Regions from separate parts of the Homo sapiens genome. Here region 1 is linked to region 2. The links are chromatin loops, found by intact Hi-C in ENCODE. Cell type or tissue: heart left ventricle. All regions are shown on one strand. Links, peaks and the distances in the headings refer to the core of each region. The heading gives the core; the rest is flanking DNA. Region 1 holds the start of LOC107984579 (a long non-coding RNA gene). Region 2 has its middle 110 kb from the start of NHLRC3.

Region 1 (9,376 bases), core at 422-8,421, 110 kb before region 2:
ATTCTATGTGACGTTTTTCATTCTAAAGAGTTTTTTGAAAGCGGGGGTTTCTGTTATTCTCGGACACTTGGATGGATTGATAATGTTCCCAGTGTTTTCCCACACTCTAGGACAGAGTCAGTGACTGATGTTCCGCCTTTGATTATAGGCTAAATTGTAGTTAGGGAGGACCCAACTTTTATAACATAATGTATTTAACTTATTAAGTATTCTGCTCAATACCAGGTCCAACTTAATGTTCATGAAAAAAAATCCTTAATGTGGATAAGGATATTCACCATATTATGTGTGACTCAATGAGTTTATATGAATTACAAAAGGTTACAAAGATAATCAATACCAATCAACCAAGCCTAGTTCTGGTTCTAACTTCAGGAATCTTTTTGCCATATGATGCAGTTGATTTGCAAAATCCATTAACTCTGCTGCTTGATGAGGAGTCAGAAAAATAGTGAGCTCTGAATAGACATGATGTTCAATGGCATTTGTGTTTAAAGTATAAAATAAAATTTAAGGGAATATAGGAATTGTGATATTACCTAAAGCAGTATAGGATCCGTGGGGTCCTCCTGTTGGAGTCCAATCTCACTTTGTCTGGTTCTGAGGCAAATGAGCATCATTATCTTCCCAGCAATATTTTAGAGTTAGCAACTGCTACATCATTTTTAAATGAGAAAATACTCTGATCTCTCCTGAACTGTTCTTCTCTCCAGAATCAGAGAGGAAACTGCAGCTCTTAGAAGCTCCTCACACAATTTCTGGTTTGTAGTATCTTGAAAGTTGAGTATTGATGGTTTGCCTTTGCATCTTTTAAATTTCTTTTTCTCTTTTTCCCATCTTCATCTTTTGTCTGTTACAGCTGATAATGAGTACGGATCAGCAGAGAAACTACTAAAACCCAGTTTCTTCCCTGCAAGCCTGGCCCTAGCAAATATTAATGGAAATAGATTTCTCTTCATCTGCGGGCTGCTTCCTCGGATTGGCCTTCATGTTTCTTTCCATTCCCATCCCATCATCAGGAAATCAGCATCTTAACTGTGGAGGATAACGTCTCCTAGGGTGTTAGTGAGAGAGGAGGGCCCAAAGGCCTTGGTCAGATGGTATTTACACATTTTAGACTGGAGCTTTTCTATGTAGTCATAGTTAATGTAACAGTACAGATGTCTGCCCAGTAAACTTTCTGGATAAGATCAGTTTTCCCAGGCAGGGCTATTTACAGTTCTCATATCATAGTGTGAAGGGAGCTTTTGTATTTCCCTTGTAGGACTAAGCCTGCTCCCAGGAAATAGGTAAAATAAAACAAGGTAAAAATGAAATGTGCTATCTCGGGGACCCCAAATAAGTGGTAATTTCACTGTAGCACTCTGTAGGTGAAATTGTTTAGTGTTGTGACACATAAAGTCCTTATCATTCAAAGCCCTAAATTTAGAAGGTGATAAAAGTCTTCTGTCCTCTTGGTTTCTTTAGCTTTCTATTATTAAACCTTGAAGCAGCCAAAGGTGAATAAAGAAACCTCTTGTGTCAGGAATTGATATCTTCATTTGAGATGATGTATTCATCCATTTTTATAAATTATTATTAATGAAACAGAAACCAATAATATATTATCAGCCCAGCATATTTTAATCACATTTCTTACTATTTTATTAATAATTAAATAGTATTTTAACTAAAATATAACTAAATATTATCATCTGTGGTAATCAACTTTCACTAAGAGAGGAGGCCAGACACTTCGGTGGTTTTAAATCCTTTTTTTAAATTTCAACATCTTGTCATTGTCAAGAAGTTTCTACTGACCCCTCCCTTCTCCCAAGTGCACATCACTGAGCCTGCACTTGCATTAAGACATTCCCTTCAGATCAGGCTCTCCCAGCAAAGCGTGGACAGAAAGTCACACATTCCAAGGTGCATAGCTCCAAATATATGGATATATTCTTAGATGGAGTCAGAATCCTTGAGACAATCTGTTTCAAAGGGTAAATGTGGATGGTTTTGCAAAGATACATATAGTTTTACCCTCACTAGCTAGCTGAAATAAGTTCCTTGTGAAAAAGAGCAAATACCAATCAATTTCATCAACTCAGTATATGTTGCATATAATCAGCCCAGAAAACTGTTTTATACAACATCCAAAGCAGGCAATGAATGAAAAAAAGTGCATTTCTAACAGAGTTCCATTGACATGTATACATTCATCTAATACATATTCATGACTGGCACTTTATTGCAAAAAGTTTCAATTAATATTAACAATACTAAGGGAAGCAGAAGATTTTAACAAAGTCCTCTCCAGATGCCTTGATAAACAATAGCAATATGTAGAAATCTGGTGATTCATATTTTCTAAGAAGTTTAAAATGTATCTTAAATAGAAAATATTTTCAGAATCTGAGGTAACCACTTCATCTCTGCTAGTACTTTTCTCAGTATTATAGAGTTTTAAGAGCTTTCTCTTTAATGTCTGCTGGAAGGTGGCATTCAGCTAAGAATTAAGTCCTGAAATGAATGTGTCTTTCCTTAATTAGGAATTTCAATCAAATACCAAGAATTGACATCTTGAAGCTAAGGATTGTCGATGAAAAGAGTCAAACTCTGATAATATTTGAAGAGATTTATTCTGAGCCAAATGTGAGTGTTTAACTCAATTCTAACTCTAACTGCCCAGAGTTAGCCCAGACTTCACAGGTTAAGGGCTCAGTGCCACAAGACTGCCCCCCACTTCAGATGTCAATTGCAAGTAGCGAGTCCCCACGTTGCCACAAACTTCTGTCTGACATGGCTAGAAGTCAGAGGTTCCCACAACCTCCTCCTCATGTTTGATAATTTGCCAGAATAGTTCACAGAATCCAAGGAAAGTTTACATACCATTACTCACTTATTAAACAGGAAATTTTAAAGAACACAAATGAACAGCCAGATGAAGAGATACACAGGGTGAGGCCCAAAAGTGTCCTGAGCACAGGAGCTTCTGTCCCTGTGGAATTTGGGGGTGTCACCCTCTTCACAAATAGATGCATTCTAGTTCATCAACCTTGAAGCTCTCTGAACCTCTTTGGTTAGCATATTTATGGAGGATCTATCACATAGTCATGATTGATTAAATCATTGGCCATTGGTGATCAGCTCAGCCTTCAACACCTCTCCCTCCCCCCAGGGTTCAGGGGATGTCACTGAAATTTCCAACCCTTTAATCATGGTTGATTCCCCTGGCAACCACCCCCTCCTCACTGCCTCATGCTTAGGGGCTTTCCAGATGTTGCCTGATGAACAGAACCTCAGATGTGGTTGAAAGGAGCTTGTTAGAACAACAGAGGCTGTTCCTTTCACCTTTATCTCCCCAGAGCTGTTTCAGAAATTGGAGGCAAAAAAAACCCAAAACAAAACAAATAATATAATAAAAGATATTCCTATCACTCTTATCACTTAGGAAGTTACAAGGGTTTTAGGAGTTCAGGCCAGGAGCTGGGGACCAAGACCAAAATACATACAAACATGTCTATTTTTTCTTCTTTAGTATCATTTTATTTTTAAAATTAATTTTATTTCATATATATGAGGGCTACATGTTATGGGAGACATATAGATAGTAAAGTGGTTACTATAGTGAAGCAGATTAACATATTATCTCCTATAGTTACTTTTGTGTGTATGGCAAGAACACACAAAACAGCTAAAATCTACTTATTTAACAAAATGACAAGAACAGCTAAAATTTACTTATTTAACGAAAGTCCCAGCAATCTCTCTTCTGCATATATGCCTAAAGGAGATAAAATCACCACCTTGTAAAGACACCTGCACTCCTATGCTCCTTGCAGCATTATTCACAATTGCCAAAATGTGGAAATAACCTAAATGTCCATTGATGGAAGAATGAATAAAGAAAATGTCACGTACATTACACACAACCTAATATTATGCAGCTTTTAAAAAGAAAGAGAGCCTTCCATTTGCACAATGTGGGTGGACCTGGAGGACATTATGCTAAAAGAAATAAGCCAGACAGAGAAAGAAAAACATTGCATGATCTCACTTATAGGTGAAATATATTTCTTATATCACAGTATCATACTTGACAAAGAGTACACACTAAATAATATTTTGAATAAATGAGTGATGATTTAAAAACCTCTTGGGAGACCAATTTCCTTATTTATAAAATAAAGATGTGTACTTAGATGTTCTATAAAGTACTTTTGAGCTCAAAGAAACTTCTAAAATATCACAATTTCCTTTTTTGAAAAAATTCAATTAATTTCTCTGATTATTTATGTTAACTTAGTGAAAATTATTCTTTAGAAGATATTTGGCTGGCATGGAAGCTAAGAACTCCATGTACTCGGAAAGGAGATTGCAATGGAGAGACTCTGTATGTGGTAGCTGGATCTGAACACAAGCTCTCAGCCCGTCCAACAGCCCTTCACTGACCACCAGATTCCACTGGCAACTTTACTCATTATAGTGTAGAAGGAGGTGTTACTGGGGCTCCTCCCTGCTTCAGGAGATACCAAGGCCTCACAGGATAGATATCAAGATATCAAAGTCAGAATACAACAGGCCTCCACCATATATATTCAGATACCCAAAGCAAACGGTTTTAAGACCCCTTTCCACAACTCAACCCTTGACTGCCTCAGCCAGACCAGAGATAGAAGTCCCAGGGAGAACTTTGAGATGAGACTCGTAGACAGACTTCTTTGAAGAAAGCTAAAGCCTTTCTGTGCTGTGCAATGGGTGCTGTGGTTCAGCTCCAAGCCTAGGGAGGAGAGTTTTAGGAAAGCCACTTGGAGAGCTTTGAAATGTGTTCTCCTCAGTAGCAACCTCAGGAGGCCCAATTCTTGCCTAAGAAAACTAAAGCTGACTGTGGACCGATTGAGATTCACTGCACCCTTGAGTGTGAGAGAGCACTGCCTGGTCAGGGACAGACCCTTGGGAGCAGGGAAGAGATAATGTGGGATAAATGTAGAGCTTGTTCCTGGAGCTATGAGGAGACTTTGGGAAGGGTTAGGGAGTGACAAAAATAAATCTACATTTTGACCTTAATGCATGAGTCGTGGCTTGTACAACACTGTAGTTACATCACGCTTGCTGCAGGTTTGCTGGTTTTCTGGTGCTCCCCTGAATTGGATGTGTTGTGTTTGAAATTTTCCAAGATTGCATGTTGTTTCTCAGTAGCAGAGAAGAAGAGGCCTTGCATGAGAGCCGCCTGTTTGGGATATTGTATTACCAGTGAGCAGTACTGGGATCTGATCTGCTAAATCATGAGAAAAGATTCATGGGATCACTTGTTTAGCAGGACCTGCCTCTGGTCTTTTGTGGACACTGTGATACATGGCCTATGTGGACACCGTGATACACGGCCTAGATCCCACTTCAAGGACTTGTTCCCCCACCTGTTGGGCATGCTGTCAGCTGACAGGCTTCCCCTGTTAGGCTTTTCTGGGATTGCCTCAGTTGGCTGCAGACAACTCCCTCACTCAAGGTCAAATCCCTTTTCCAGGTGGTCTGTATCCAATGACTGACCAAGGCAGAGGGATAAACATTGGCTATTTTGACTCAACTCAAAAGTAACTCTGATGGGTTATTTGACCTTCATAGCTTCCAGTGAGGTCATCTGGAGCTCATTTGGCCTGCATTACAACTCACTTCTCCCTCTGCCTGCCTCTGTCCCCACCCTTCCACAGGTGTGGCTACTAAGGGCTCTCCCTAAGAAACATCATGCTCACTAAGTTCCCAGGAAGCCTTCCCTGCAACAGAAGCCCTCTAACTGCACCTCGTGAGTAGTTTGTATCCTTGAAATACTACTTAGTTTCAAATTTGCAAGTACACATATGCACAGTGCTGTAAAGGTGTGAGCTTAGAACAACTCAAGTAATGCATGTTTGCATAGAAATGTGTACATTTAATTGGCAACATTATAATTTGTGAAATATGTCATTTGTAAAATTTTAATCATAAGGTACAATTTCCTTGAGGCTTCTTCACAATGAACATTGAGCCCATGGTGATATCCCCAGTCTTCTTGCCCTAGAGGCAGCCACATATGCTTATGCAGAAATCAGTTTCCTGAACATTTCCATGTAGTCTGTCCTAAACAGAAGTTTCTGTTTAGTTAAAAAAAAATAGAGCATTAATAATTTTATCACTCTCTAAAGAGTAAAGCAAGAGTGACAAAACAAGTGTTACAAATTCTGTTGCTTTTCCAGGAAGAGTTGATCAAGCAATGCAATCCCAGGCTTTCAACTCCACTTCATTTTGAAACAGTGTGTGCACACTTTCATTTCAGAGACACGGTCAAATCTTCTACTTAATGAGTCTTTAAAATGAACTGTGCTCTTGCTTAGCCCATACACATTTATTATTAACTCATTATGAAATTATATTTTCCATTATGTCACAAGGCTGCACATAAGGCACTGCCTTTCCACTTGGCCCCATTAAAAACTTGATAAACACATTTATTAAAACTAACTGGTAGGGTTGAATTGTTCTTTACAGTAATTTGTTCTGATGCCAATTCTGTTTCAAATCATTGCTTCTTTAGGGCAGAGAGTGATTGTAAACCTCCGCATTTGCTCACAGGAATGTTTAAAACAGGGCCTTGCATGCAGCACACGACTTAATATCACATAATTGAATTCAACAAAACTGGTTCAATGGCACATTATTTAGCAAACGTACCTGTTTTGAGAAGTAATTTTATTATAAACTTCCTTCACCGTGACTTTATTATTGCCTATGCACTGGGAAGTCAAGGTTGATGGAGAGCAAACTTATTTGCATGTCCTCTACTCCTAATTTCACTTTCATTACAAGCACATGCCAAGCCCAAGCAAAGAAATTCTGAATTAGCTTCTGGTTCCAGCATTTCTAGTCATACCATGGAGTGTCAAAGAAGTGACAAAAAGAAGGCCCCAAGCAGGCCCCAATTCCTTGTCTCTTAGAGAATCTTTGAATTATCGATGTTTTTATTCTCATTCCTGGCCCAGTACAACTTCAAATGGGCACGTAGGCTCACACATGTCTACAGGCACACACACACACAGTTTTCATGTATTCTGAGAGGCTGCAGTAATGTGCAGAGTTCTGCATTCCTATGAGGGTATTTTGTCTTTGTACAATTTGTGGCTGTCTGACTTTACATGTTTATATGTGTGATTGTTTCACTGATGTCTAGTCTTCTCCTGGACTTCACTTCCTTTGAGCGAAGGCATTATTACTTTCTCCATGCACCTAGCACAATGCCCAGCACGCAGTAGACTTTAGTAAATGTTGTGGCCTAGCCCTGGACTTTAGAGTCCTCTATGCGGGCACAGTTGAGATTTTTCCATTTCTCTTTTCTCTTTGAAAAACGCTTGGAGTGCCTTTACAAGATTCATCATTCAAGAATGGAGCTGCCAGAGTTGTGACATTAAATAAAGTTTTTGGTGACATTGCCTTGACACTTAAATTGTTGAGTGAGTCCTAAGAGGTACTAAAGACATAAACCGGGTAGATGATATCCAAGAAAAGTGGAAAGTCATACTTTCATACTTGTGCAGGACACACATGCGTGTGCACACACACACTTTACACTTATCATGGAAGCCGTTGTTATCTTCTGCAGAGTTCCTGGATTCCCATGGAGAAAGGAAGATCAGTTCCACCTCCCACTCCTAGGGACCTAAAAAGAGAGAGCTGCCTAAATCTAGACTGCAGTTTTGGCTAGAAGGAATTTGAGCCAGGCAAAGCCAGGAATGTTAGGCAGGAACTGTAGATTCATTAAATGTGTTTTAGCATCCAAAAGACCTAGCAGCAGAAATCAATAGTTTAGAATATAAAATTGAGAACAAAAGCAAAGGCATTAGGGTAATAGAGATGAAAAAACAGCAGTAAGAGGGAATCAGCACGAGGAAAACGCCCCTTGAGGTGCATTTCCTTGTGTACGTGCTGCCCAGGACAGAACCCATCTTAGATTACAAAGAGGTTAGATGTCACGGGCAGAGACAGGCAAACACCTTGGCTGTCAGCCCAATAGTTTAGTCTTTGTATGGGAAGCAGTCTGCGCAACTTCTGAACACTTATTTATTGACACTCCTTTACTGTTGTCTTTTAAAATAGTAATAATGAATTGTGAAATTTAATGCTGTGCTTAATAGGATGTCATGGGATGTTTTGACTGAGTAAATTGGGCTCTTTAGTTTTCTAACTCCTTAATAACCAGAAAATCTTCAAACTTGTACCTGATTCAAATACATTGGTCAATGCCATTTAAACTATCAAAGTGATAATGTTCTGGCCACCAGGTGATGAAAAGTCTCATTGATTTGCATTCAAAGTTAGTGAGTGGCTTAGAACCTATGAGGCTCAGACTATACACGTCCTCTGATGGAGGAGTGCTATTCAGTATCCTGTGTTCCCTTGGAGATCTACTTATAGTTCCCTGCAGAGAACATGCCCTTTTATGTTCTGTTATTTTGTACAGTGTTTCTTCCAGTGGGAACCCCTTTGTTCTTTTCCATGCCTATGTAAATTCTACTCAATCCAGAGTTTAGAGCTGAAGCAGGAGGTGCATAATTAGTCAAACAGATAAATAATATCACATCTTGTACTTCATTTATTGATGTGTAGTAGTCAGCCTCTAAGAAAGCCCCAGTGATCCCTGCCTCCAAGTATTCATGCTTTTGTGTAATCATGTAATCTCCTCCTATTGAATGTAGGCTGGACTTAGTGGCATGCTTTTAATAAATAGAAAAAAGCAGAAATGATGGTATGCACATAACTCAGAGATTAAATCATAAAACAGCGTGCTCTCTTTCTCCTCTCATAACTTTCTCTTGGCAAAGTCAGCTGCCTCATCACAAATAACCCTATGGAGAGGCCCACGTGGTTAGGAACCAAAGCCTTGGTCAACAGCTGCATAAGTGAATTTGGAAGTACTTCCTCCAGCCCCAGTCAATCTTCAGATAACTGCAGCCCCAAGATACCCTGGGGCTTCATGAGACAACCGGAAATGGAACAACCCAGCTAAGCTGTCCTTGGATTTTTGACCCATAGAAATGATGAGATCATAAATGTTTGTGTTTTCATATGCTAAACTTTGGGGTAATTTGTTCACAGAAATAGATAACTAATACATCACGTAACCTATATTTACCAAGTTCCTACTGTGTGCTAAGGGATGTCAGGGAATACACTGTGACGATCAAAACCAGACAAATACTTCATCCTCATGAAAAAAAAACTATTATTAAGTTTTAAATATCCATATTTATTAATATTAACCTGAATGCACAAACAAGGTTTTCTGGAGCTAAGAATATTATTATTATTTACTCATGGCATATAATTTTAGGGTTCCCTTGTGCCTTAATTCTTACATCTAGTGTGACAA
Region 2 (9,376 bases), core at 546-8,545:
CTTAAATGAAGAAAAGAAGAATGAGCTTTGGCTTGGATCCTTATTAGTACTAAAAATTTTCCATGGGGCTGACAGCCTTCTCCAAACCCTAGGTTATGTGACTGAAGTCCTGCTAACTACCGTACCCCTTGCCAGCCCCTTTTCTCAGAATATGGAAACTCTTCCTTTGATCACTATGGCTGGCTAGGGACCTGTTCTAACTCCAACTATGCAGAACTGCAATGTTGCCTCCTGCCTGACTTCAAGTATCTCACTGCCTAAAGACCTCTGAGACAGCCAAATCCCGCCTCCATGCTTCACCTTGCCCCCGTGGGCTTCTGGCCACTCCACTCAAGGGCCACTCTACGACTCTGCTTCTGAGTCAGAACCTGTAGCATTTGATCCGACTTCTTTCCTTCTCTACTTGCCTGTTCTGTTGGAGTCCTGGTATGACTTGAAACCCAGCCCCTAGGAATTCTGATGGCAATAAGTTGCCTTAAAATTGAATTTCTGGGAACTTAGAGCATGTAATTATATTAACTGTGAGTGAAGTTATAGTCACATCAGAATCACATATTTGTTGATCACTAGGTAACTTGGATTCAGTAGGTCTATGGTGGTGCTAGGGAATCTGTTTTTAAAAAGCACCACAGATAAACTCTCTGATGCACACCCCAAGTTGAAACTCATTGTTTTAGAACTATGTGAGTTCTATGGACTAGGAATCACCGAAGTAAAGGAGATGATTTAGACCAAGAAGTCAAGGACCTAGGTTTCAGACCAGCTAACCATTTGACATTAAGCTTAATCATTTGAAGAAACCGGTGGTTTTCTATGAAGTAAAACCAATAGGATTGTGATCATTGAGTCCCTTCCAATTTGGAAATTATCAGATACATGACAAAATGCTGAGTTTTTCAAATGTATCAGGATCCTTGCTAAGGCAAGGGAAAACACAACTTTAAGGTCCAACGGAGATGCGTGTGAATTCTGCATTAGTTATTTATTACCTATGAAACCATGACCAAATTACAAACTCTGAGACCCAGTGTCCTTATTTGAAAAGTAAGGTCAATATTGGCTGTCTCTTATGTTTCTTATAAAATTAAAAGCAACAAAAATCGGGTTAAAAATTATATTTACTCCTTGGAGTTGATGTGAGGATTAAATGAATTAAGACATGTAAAGCAGTTAGAATTGTGCACATACAAAAAAATGTGTGTTGTTATTTTATTATTATAAGACTCTGCACAATGTCTGGCACATATCAAATACTCATAGGTGTCACTTCCTCTCTTTTTGCCTACCGTCTGGATATTTAATCTGCCAGAATACTTTAAGCAGAAAGCTCCTCAACTCAACAAAGGTGTTAAATTGGTTTTAACTGGCTGAGTGATTTTGAACTCTTCTTTTATCTCTTCCAGTTTATTTAAATGACTTATTTCTTCTCCCTGTTGCGAGTCCTCTTGACTGTGATAGTGAGCACGATGAACCTCACGCCCCATTTAGTACATAAAGCTTACTCAGTACTGTTCATCTGCTATCTTACAAGCTAGGTGCTCTCTGCTGTTTCCATGGGTAGAATAATCAGGCTGCCTGTGGGAAATGGCAGTTGTGAAAGACCGATGAGTATAATATGTGGTCTGAATTCGTATCAGCCGCTGCCAAATTAAGAGTGAAACCACAAAAACATTTCTCTAAGCACAAGCAAAACATGTTACAGTCTCAACAATGGTGTTGGTAATTAACCCATGGAGAGTTACAAATGGCCAATGACTCATTGATTTGAGCAAATGCAATTACCTCTAGGAATGTGCTGTGCTGATCCTCAGAGTGTATGAATGGATTTTCACAATCATTTCCTGGAAGGCTGATGACATGCTACTTCAGCAAAAATGAGACTAAACCTGGATCCAGTTGACAGATGTTAAATGTAATCTTGACATTGGAAGTACATCTAGTCCAACACCCTCACTTTAGTTTAATTTAATTGTAAATACAGTGGGGAGATGTGCATGTTTGTTACATGGGTATATTGAGTACTGGTGGGGATTGGGCTTCTAGTGTATCTATTACCTAAATAGCAAACATTGTACATGATAGCTTATTTTTCAACCCTAATTCCCCTCCCAGCCTCCCTGCTTTTGGAATCCTGTGTCTATTATTTCCATCTTTATTTATGTTTACCCATTGGTTATCTTCCACTTGTATGTGAAAAAATGCAGTATTTGACTTTCTATTTCTGAGTCAGTTCACTTAGGATAATGGCCTCCAGCTCCATCCATGTGGCTGCAAAAGACATGATTTCATTATTTTTTATGGCTGTGTAGTATTCCATGGTGTATATATATCATATTTTCTTTACCCAGTCAACTGTTGATGGTTCCATGACTAAGTGGTAGTTATCCAGTCAACTGTTGATGGTTCCAACCTAAGTTGGTTCCATGACTTTGCTATGGTGAATAGTGCTGTGATGAACATACAAGCGCAGGCAATATTCTCACTTTAAAAAAGATGAGACTGAGGTCCAGAGGGGCTGAGTCTAAATATTTTATTTGTGTAAGGTAGATAATCCAAACTATAGAGCTAGCTTTAATGGGACATCTAAAATTGGAGTATTTGGTGACTGAACTTCTACATACATTTACAAACATATTTTGTATGTGACCAAAAAATGTTGAAAATATCAGAATTTATTTAGGTTCAATGATCAGAATGCTTGAAAACCAGATGACCCAGAAAATCTAAAGTATATTATCATGATTGCTAAAGACTATACATGTCTTACACCTACTGAAAGCTGAGTGTTAAGAAAGTGGATTCTGGATTCAGACTGCTTGGGTCCAGTTAGTGATTCTGCCTCTTCCCAACTGTGTGCCTTTCAGCACATTGCTTTTTCTGTCTGTGCCTTAATGTCCACATTTGTATAATGGATAATAATAGTTGATAGCTACCTTGAACAGTCAACATTAAATAAATTAATATAAAGCATTTAGAAGGGTGTCCATACATAATAAGCACTATAAAATATTAGCATTCTTATATTTTAAACCCTCACAGTGATATTAACTGAGAGACTCATTTTCAGTTTTAAAGCATTCAATAGCTATGTGCTGGTGGAAGAAACTTCAGGGAAGGAGGCTACATAAGCAGATCCTGGTGATAGGGCTTTGCATTTATAGTCCATAGTTTGGAAATAATTGTGGTCCTGTGGTGATCTTTTTATGATTTTATTATTCTATGATTTTATTCTTTTTATCTTTCATGGTTTTATTTTTATCTGTTTCTTTGGAAAATTCATTTCTAAGTCAATTTTACTTCAACCTGTTCTTAATAATAGTCAAAATTTCTTATTAAGGTCATAGTAGAGGTCTTCATTAAAACATATGCTAATTGAGAACAAGATTCTCACCATTTGGTCTGAAGAATCTCTGTTCTAATGTGCCCAACTGCCTTGAGTCTGTTTCTCTCTTATGCACAGGCCCTGACCCCACCCAGCCAGTCTGAATGCCCCACTTTGCTCTTCCCATAGTCCATGTGCATTCTAACCATATCTTTCTTCTGTAAGGAAACTATTATTTTAAGAATGTTAAGTAGATTTGGAATGATCTATTTGATAATGACTCAACAACATATGATCATATTAAGACCTTTACCAAGCTCTGGGCTAGATTGTGGGACACCCCTCTAACCCATCCCAATACCCACAGGGTATAATTCAAAATAAAAAGAATATTACATCATGAAACTGGTTTAATGCAGTCCAATAAATTCTTATTTTTTTTCCCATGATGACTACTTTGGTGGTGTTTTGAAATATCCTGTAGAAAGACTTTACATAAAACTTTTCTCATTTTTGATACTCATGTCTTCTGGGAAACCCTTAGTTAAATTTTCCTTTATAGACCGAAAACCCCTTAACATTCACCAGACTGGCAATAAATTTTGCCTCCTTGTGGGAAATGTGAGATTAACAAATGGAGACTGTTGTCTACTGTACTGAAATAAATCATACAATGCATTTCTATGAAAAACAAATTTCTCTTTATTATGAAAGAAAATGGATAATCTGTCTGTCTGGGGCTTCTAAAAGTTGTTAGGCACTGAGCAAGGTTGACTTTGGAGACCAAGTCACGAAGCATGACCGACCTTTTGCCCTTCCTTATTATTACTTTTTGTCCCAGTTCAGACCAGATGGTACCTGAGACAGCAGACTTCTTGGCTAAGGTAAAAGACCCCTTGACCATTACATCCTTAATGTGGAATGTTAATATTCCCTTCCCAAAATGAAACACTGCCTATGACCATCAAATTGCTGTAACTATGCACTAACCTTACATGGAAAATGTTGAGACCCTATTCAGTTTCCCCAGCTTTTGCCTATATTAACAGCCCTCAAGCGTCTCCTCTTCGGTGCACTGACCCTATCTTTTTGGAGTCTCTGTCCTTACCAGTGGTTTTTTTCTGACTTTGTGCTTGAATAAACTCAATATTTAATCATATTGCCTGAATCCTAATTTAAGGTTGACAAATTAGCGATTATGAAGGAGACCTTCCCAGTCATTTCACCAGCAGCCAGATCTTTGATACCAGCACAACTGATGTATCTTCCACCCTCACCAGAGTTAACAGGAATCCCTGGTAAGGTGCCTCACCTTGGTTGAGGATTCAGAATTTATTCAAGCTGTACCTTCCTAACTCAGTGGGGTTGGAATTGAAGTTCTGTTCCAAGGTAGAAGATTCATTTGTTATTCTGTAGAGATTCTAATAGCAGATTTCTAGCTTTCACTTTCTGTGAAGTTAAGATTTGTCTTGAATTATTCCTTAGAGTTTTTACAACCCTTCTGTCGTTCAAAATTTTGGTACAGAGACAGCTTCCCTTTGAAAAGATGTGGTGAAAGGAAGTGAATCTTTGTGACCTGCGGGAAAAGTTTATAGTCTTTAAAACTGGCCAGGTTCTGAAGCTTGGTTCAATTGACAAATCCAGACTTTATTTATGAATAACCAAAAGTATAACAGGCTCCCTGTGAGGACAAAATAAGTCCCAAAGATAAGAGACACCATTTCTCGCTGCCAGATGGTACCTTAGGTGGTTTAGTTCTAGTGGGAATGTCAGAGTTAATCACTCATGATGAGTAATAGTCTCATACGAAACCCCTAAGAAGAACATAAAGGTAGCCTCACTTAATTCAGCTGGCACACATAAAGGATTGATCAACTAGCGCGGAAAGTGCCAAAGTTTCTTGGGATTACCGAGACGCTTAAGAGGGAAGAAGTGACTCAAGGGTGACACCTTGAGGAGCCATCCCCACAAGCAGCACACTTGACTCAAAAGTATTTTGGTCATGCAGGAAGGAAAGCACTAAATTATGGGCAACTGAGCATCTAAAATGAACTCTTCCTTCTTAACGAGGACCCACCATTAGAAACATCAGCTAGATTTGTGTTTAACACCTATAGTGTATTTTCATGCAAATATTTAGAAAATTGATCACACATAACTCCTGATGACCCCAAATTACAACGGCCAAAATGCACTACCTTTAATGCCTAAATTAGTTAACTTGCATGCTCAATTAGAAAAAGCTGACTCTGAAATAGAACAATTGTGAAAATTGTTTTCAACGGTATTTGGAAACTTCCAAAAGGGGTTCTGATAAAGTCCTTTCTCTTCAGGAAGGAAACAAAAAAAGATGACCTAAAACAATTCCTGTATTTAAAAAGACTGCTAAAATTTCTCCTCCTCCTTTAGCTCCTTCTTCTCTTTATCCTTCATGGTCTGGACTGCCTTGCCCATTTGTACCTTCTGTTCCTCCTCCTTCTCCGACACCTGCTGTTTTGGCTCCATTTTGTGAACAGCAGGTGTCTGGTGAAGGATAACCTGCTTTGGTTTATTAACCATGGTCAAAGGTACAACTAAAACGAATAATTAAAGAATTCCCAACCCTCACAAGGACTCTATTAGTTTTGCCAGCTAATTTGAACTGAATATTCAAGCTCATGATCCTGGTTTTTCTGATTTATATTAATTAATTCACATGTTAGTAAGAGAAAGTAAAGCTAAAGATTGGATAGCTAAGGAAAATTGGAGGAACTCCTTTGGAGACTTTCTGAAATTTTCAGAAACTAATTGTGAACATGCCTATGATACTGCTAAATCTTTACTTGATGCTATCTCTTTAGTCTTTCAGAAATAGTTAACTAGAATAAAACCATGTCAACAAAATCCAAATGAGTCGGTGATGTCATATTTTGGGAGATTTTAAAAAATATATTTAAACACTCAGGATTATCTGAAGTGAGTTATGCTAATCATTAAAATGATACTCTCCTCAATTCCAATTTCATAAATGGGTTAGATGAGAAATTAGCATTCATAGAAATAAGACAATGCTGTAGTTGGGCTATTTCTCAAACACAATTTGTTTAATCTTGGCAATCATTTGTCTTGTACCTTAACTAAGGAAGAAAGAGGAAAGAGTGCAAACAAAAGAGTAAGGCTAATAAATTTCTGAGTTTACAGTTGAAACAACTATATATCCAATCTGGGTCTCTAAAATGTCCCTATAAACCTCAAAATGAACCCAACCCTCTGCTTTGCAATTATTGCAAAAAGTCAGACCACTTTTTTAAAAGTTGTGGATTTTCGCATTGATGATCAGGGATATTGGCCTGAAATTTTCTTTTTTTGTTGTGTTTCTGCCAGATTTTGGTATCAGGATGATGCTGGCCTCATAAAATGAGTTAGGGAGGAGTCTCCCTTTTTCTATTGTTCGGAATAGTTTCAGAAGAAATGGTGCCAGCTCCTCTTTGCACCTCTGGAAGAATTCGGCTGCTAATCCATCTGGTCCTGGGCTTTTTTTTGTTGTTAGGCTACTACCGCCTCAATTTCAGAACTTGTTATTGGTCTATTTGGGAATTTGACTTCTTCCTAGTTTAGTCTTGGGGGGGGGGTGTATATGTCCAGGAATTTATCCATTTCTTCTAGATTTTCTAGTTTATTTGCACAGAGGTGTTTATAGTATTCCCTGATGGTAGTATCAGTGGTGATATCCCCTTTATCATTTTTTATTGTGTCTATTTGATTCTTCTCTCTTTTCTTCTTTATTAGTCTGGCTAGCTGTCTATTTTGTTAATCTTTTCAAAAAACCAGCTCCTGGATTCGCTGATATTTTGAAGGGTTTTTTTGTGTCTCTATCTCCTTCAGTTCTGCTCTGATCTTAGTATTTCTTGTCTTCTGCTAGCTTTTGAATTTGTTTGCCCTTGCTTCTCTAGAAGAACTCCAGACTTTATAAAGCATCTAAAAATATCTGTTATAAATACTATATCAATACTTGACAATAAAAGCTAGACACAAAATATAGTTTCTGATCCCTGTCTGAAATTCTTCTGAAGATCTGCTGATTGCCCTTTTCCATGGAAGCTAAGGGAATGGTTCTTGCTGGTTTAGTTTGTGTTCTCTGTGATCTACATGGCTTTGTCCTGTGAGGTCTGATATGCTTTAGAATGTCTTCTTCCAAAACACAGATCTCTAGTCCTAAGTCTTTATTAGTGTGTTTCTCTGCAATGTTTGCTTTCCTCCAATGGCCCTGAAACATGTGGCTGTGATTTTGCTGCTGCAGTTCACTGAGATTTCAAGCTCAGCTTTCTGAAACTTTGTCTATGTTCTCTCTGACACTTGCCTCCTCCCTGTTCTGCCCCTTTTCATGATGAGAAGGGAATTTTAAACTATTTTGTCAAGAAGAATAATTTTGGTTTGCACGTGCACTAAGTCATTATGGACAAGGTTTCCATTGAGGCATTTTCAACAATAGCAGAAAGACGTCTGCTATAAATGACCATCGAATGGGAATTCCTTAAATAGATTATGGTACATCCATATGTAGGAAATGATACAGCCATGCAAAAGGAAGCTTTTCTGTACTGATATGGAAAGCACTTCAGTCTCCATTAAGAGAGAAAAGCAAGGTATGGAAGAGTTTATACAGTGTGCCAACATTTCTGATAACATTTTAACCAGCTCCTGGATTCACTGATTTTTGAAGGACTTTTCATGTCTCTATCTCCTTCAGTTCTGCTCATATCTTAGTTATTTCTCATCTTTTGCTAGTTTTTGAATTTGTTTGCTTTTGCTTCTCTAGTTCTTTTAATTGTGATGTTAGCATGTCAATTTTAGAACTTTCTTGCTTTCTCCTGTGGGCACTTATTGCTATAAATTTCCCTCTAAACATTGCTTTAGCTGTGTCCCAGAGATTCTGGTACATTTTGTCTGTGTTCTCATTGGTTTCAAAGAACTTACTTATTTCTGCCCTCATTTCGTTATTTACCCAGTAGTCATTCAGGAGCAGGTTGTTCATTTCCATGTAGTTGTGTGGTTTTGAGTGAGTTTCTGAATCCTGAGTTTTAATTTGATTGCACTGTGGCCTGAGAGACTGTTAGGATTTCCATTCTTTTGCATTTGCTGAGGAGTGTTTTACTTCCAATTATGTGGTAAATTTTAAAATAAGTGCGAAATGATGCTGAGAAGAATGTATATTCTGTTGATTTGGGGTGGAGAGTTCTATAGCTGTCTATTAGGTCCGCTTGGTGCAGAACTGAGTTCAAGTGCTGAATATCCTTGTTAATTTTCTATCTCATTGATCAGTCTAATATTGACAATGGGATGTTAAAGTCTCCCACTATTATTATGTGGGAGTCTAAGTTTCTTTGTAGGTCTCTAAGAACTTGCTATATGTATCTGGGTGCTCCTGTATTGGGTGCAAATCAAAACCATAATGAGATACCATCTCACACCAGTTAGAGTGGTGATCATTAGAAAGTCAGGAAACAACAGATGCTGGAGAGGATGTGGAGAAATAGGAACACTTTTACACTGTTGATGGGAGTGTAAAATAATTCATCCATTGTGAAAGTCAGTGTGGCGATTCCTCAAGGATCTAGAACCAGAAATACCATTTGACCCAGCAATCCCATTACTGGGTATATGCCCAAATGATTATAAATCATTCTATAAAGACACATGCACACATATGTTTATTGCAGCACTATTCACAATAGCAAAGACTTGGAACCACCCAAATGTCCATCAATGATAAACTGGATAAGGAAAATGTGGCACATATACACCATGGAATAATATGCAGCCATAAAAAGGATGAGTTCATGTCCTTTGCAGGGACATGGATGAAGCTGGAAACCATCACTATCTGCAAACTAACACAGAAACAGAAAACCAGACACCTCACCTTCTCACTCATAAGTGGGAGTTAAACAATGAGAACACATGGACACAGGGAGGGGAATATCACATACCAGGGCCTGTTGGGGGGTGGGGGGCTAGGGGAGGGATAGCATTAGGAGAAATATCTAATGTAGATGATGGGTTGATGGGTGCAGC

Evidence for each region. A loop is a pair of places that touch in the nucleus more often than their neighbours do. Peaks named below come from ENCODE experiments on the same cell type or tissue, not always from the same donor. Only the 100,000 strongest peaks of a DNase experiment are listed, where the experiment ranks them.
Region 1: it touches region 2 in a loop (4-fold over the local background); 71 of 110 quality-filtered maps call a loop at or near these places.

What each region holds. Positions count from the first base shown.
Region 1 is chr13:39,253,393-39,262,768 of GRCh38, reverse strand. LOC107984579 (a long non-coding RNA gene) reads left to right here and starts at 1,606. Exons shown (of 3, transcript XR_001749843.1): 1 at 1,606-2,631; 2 at 5,688-5,779. In heart left ventricle, for the core only: no CTCF peak of the experiment used is centred there; no DNase peak of the experiment used is centred there; H3K27ac peaks cover 3,457 bases.
Region 2 is chr13:39,141,024-39,150,399 of GRCh38, reverse strand. No RefSeq gene overlaps it. Among named protein-coding and RNA genes, the nearest start is that of NHLRC3, 110 kb to the right of the region's middle. In heart left ventricle, for the core only: a CTCF peak has its summit at 5,271; no DNase peak of the experiment used is centred there; H3K4me3 peaks cover 470 bases; H3K27ac peaks cover 429 bases.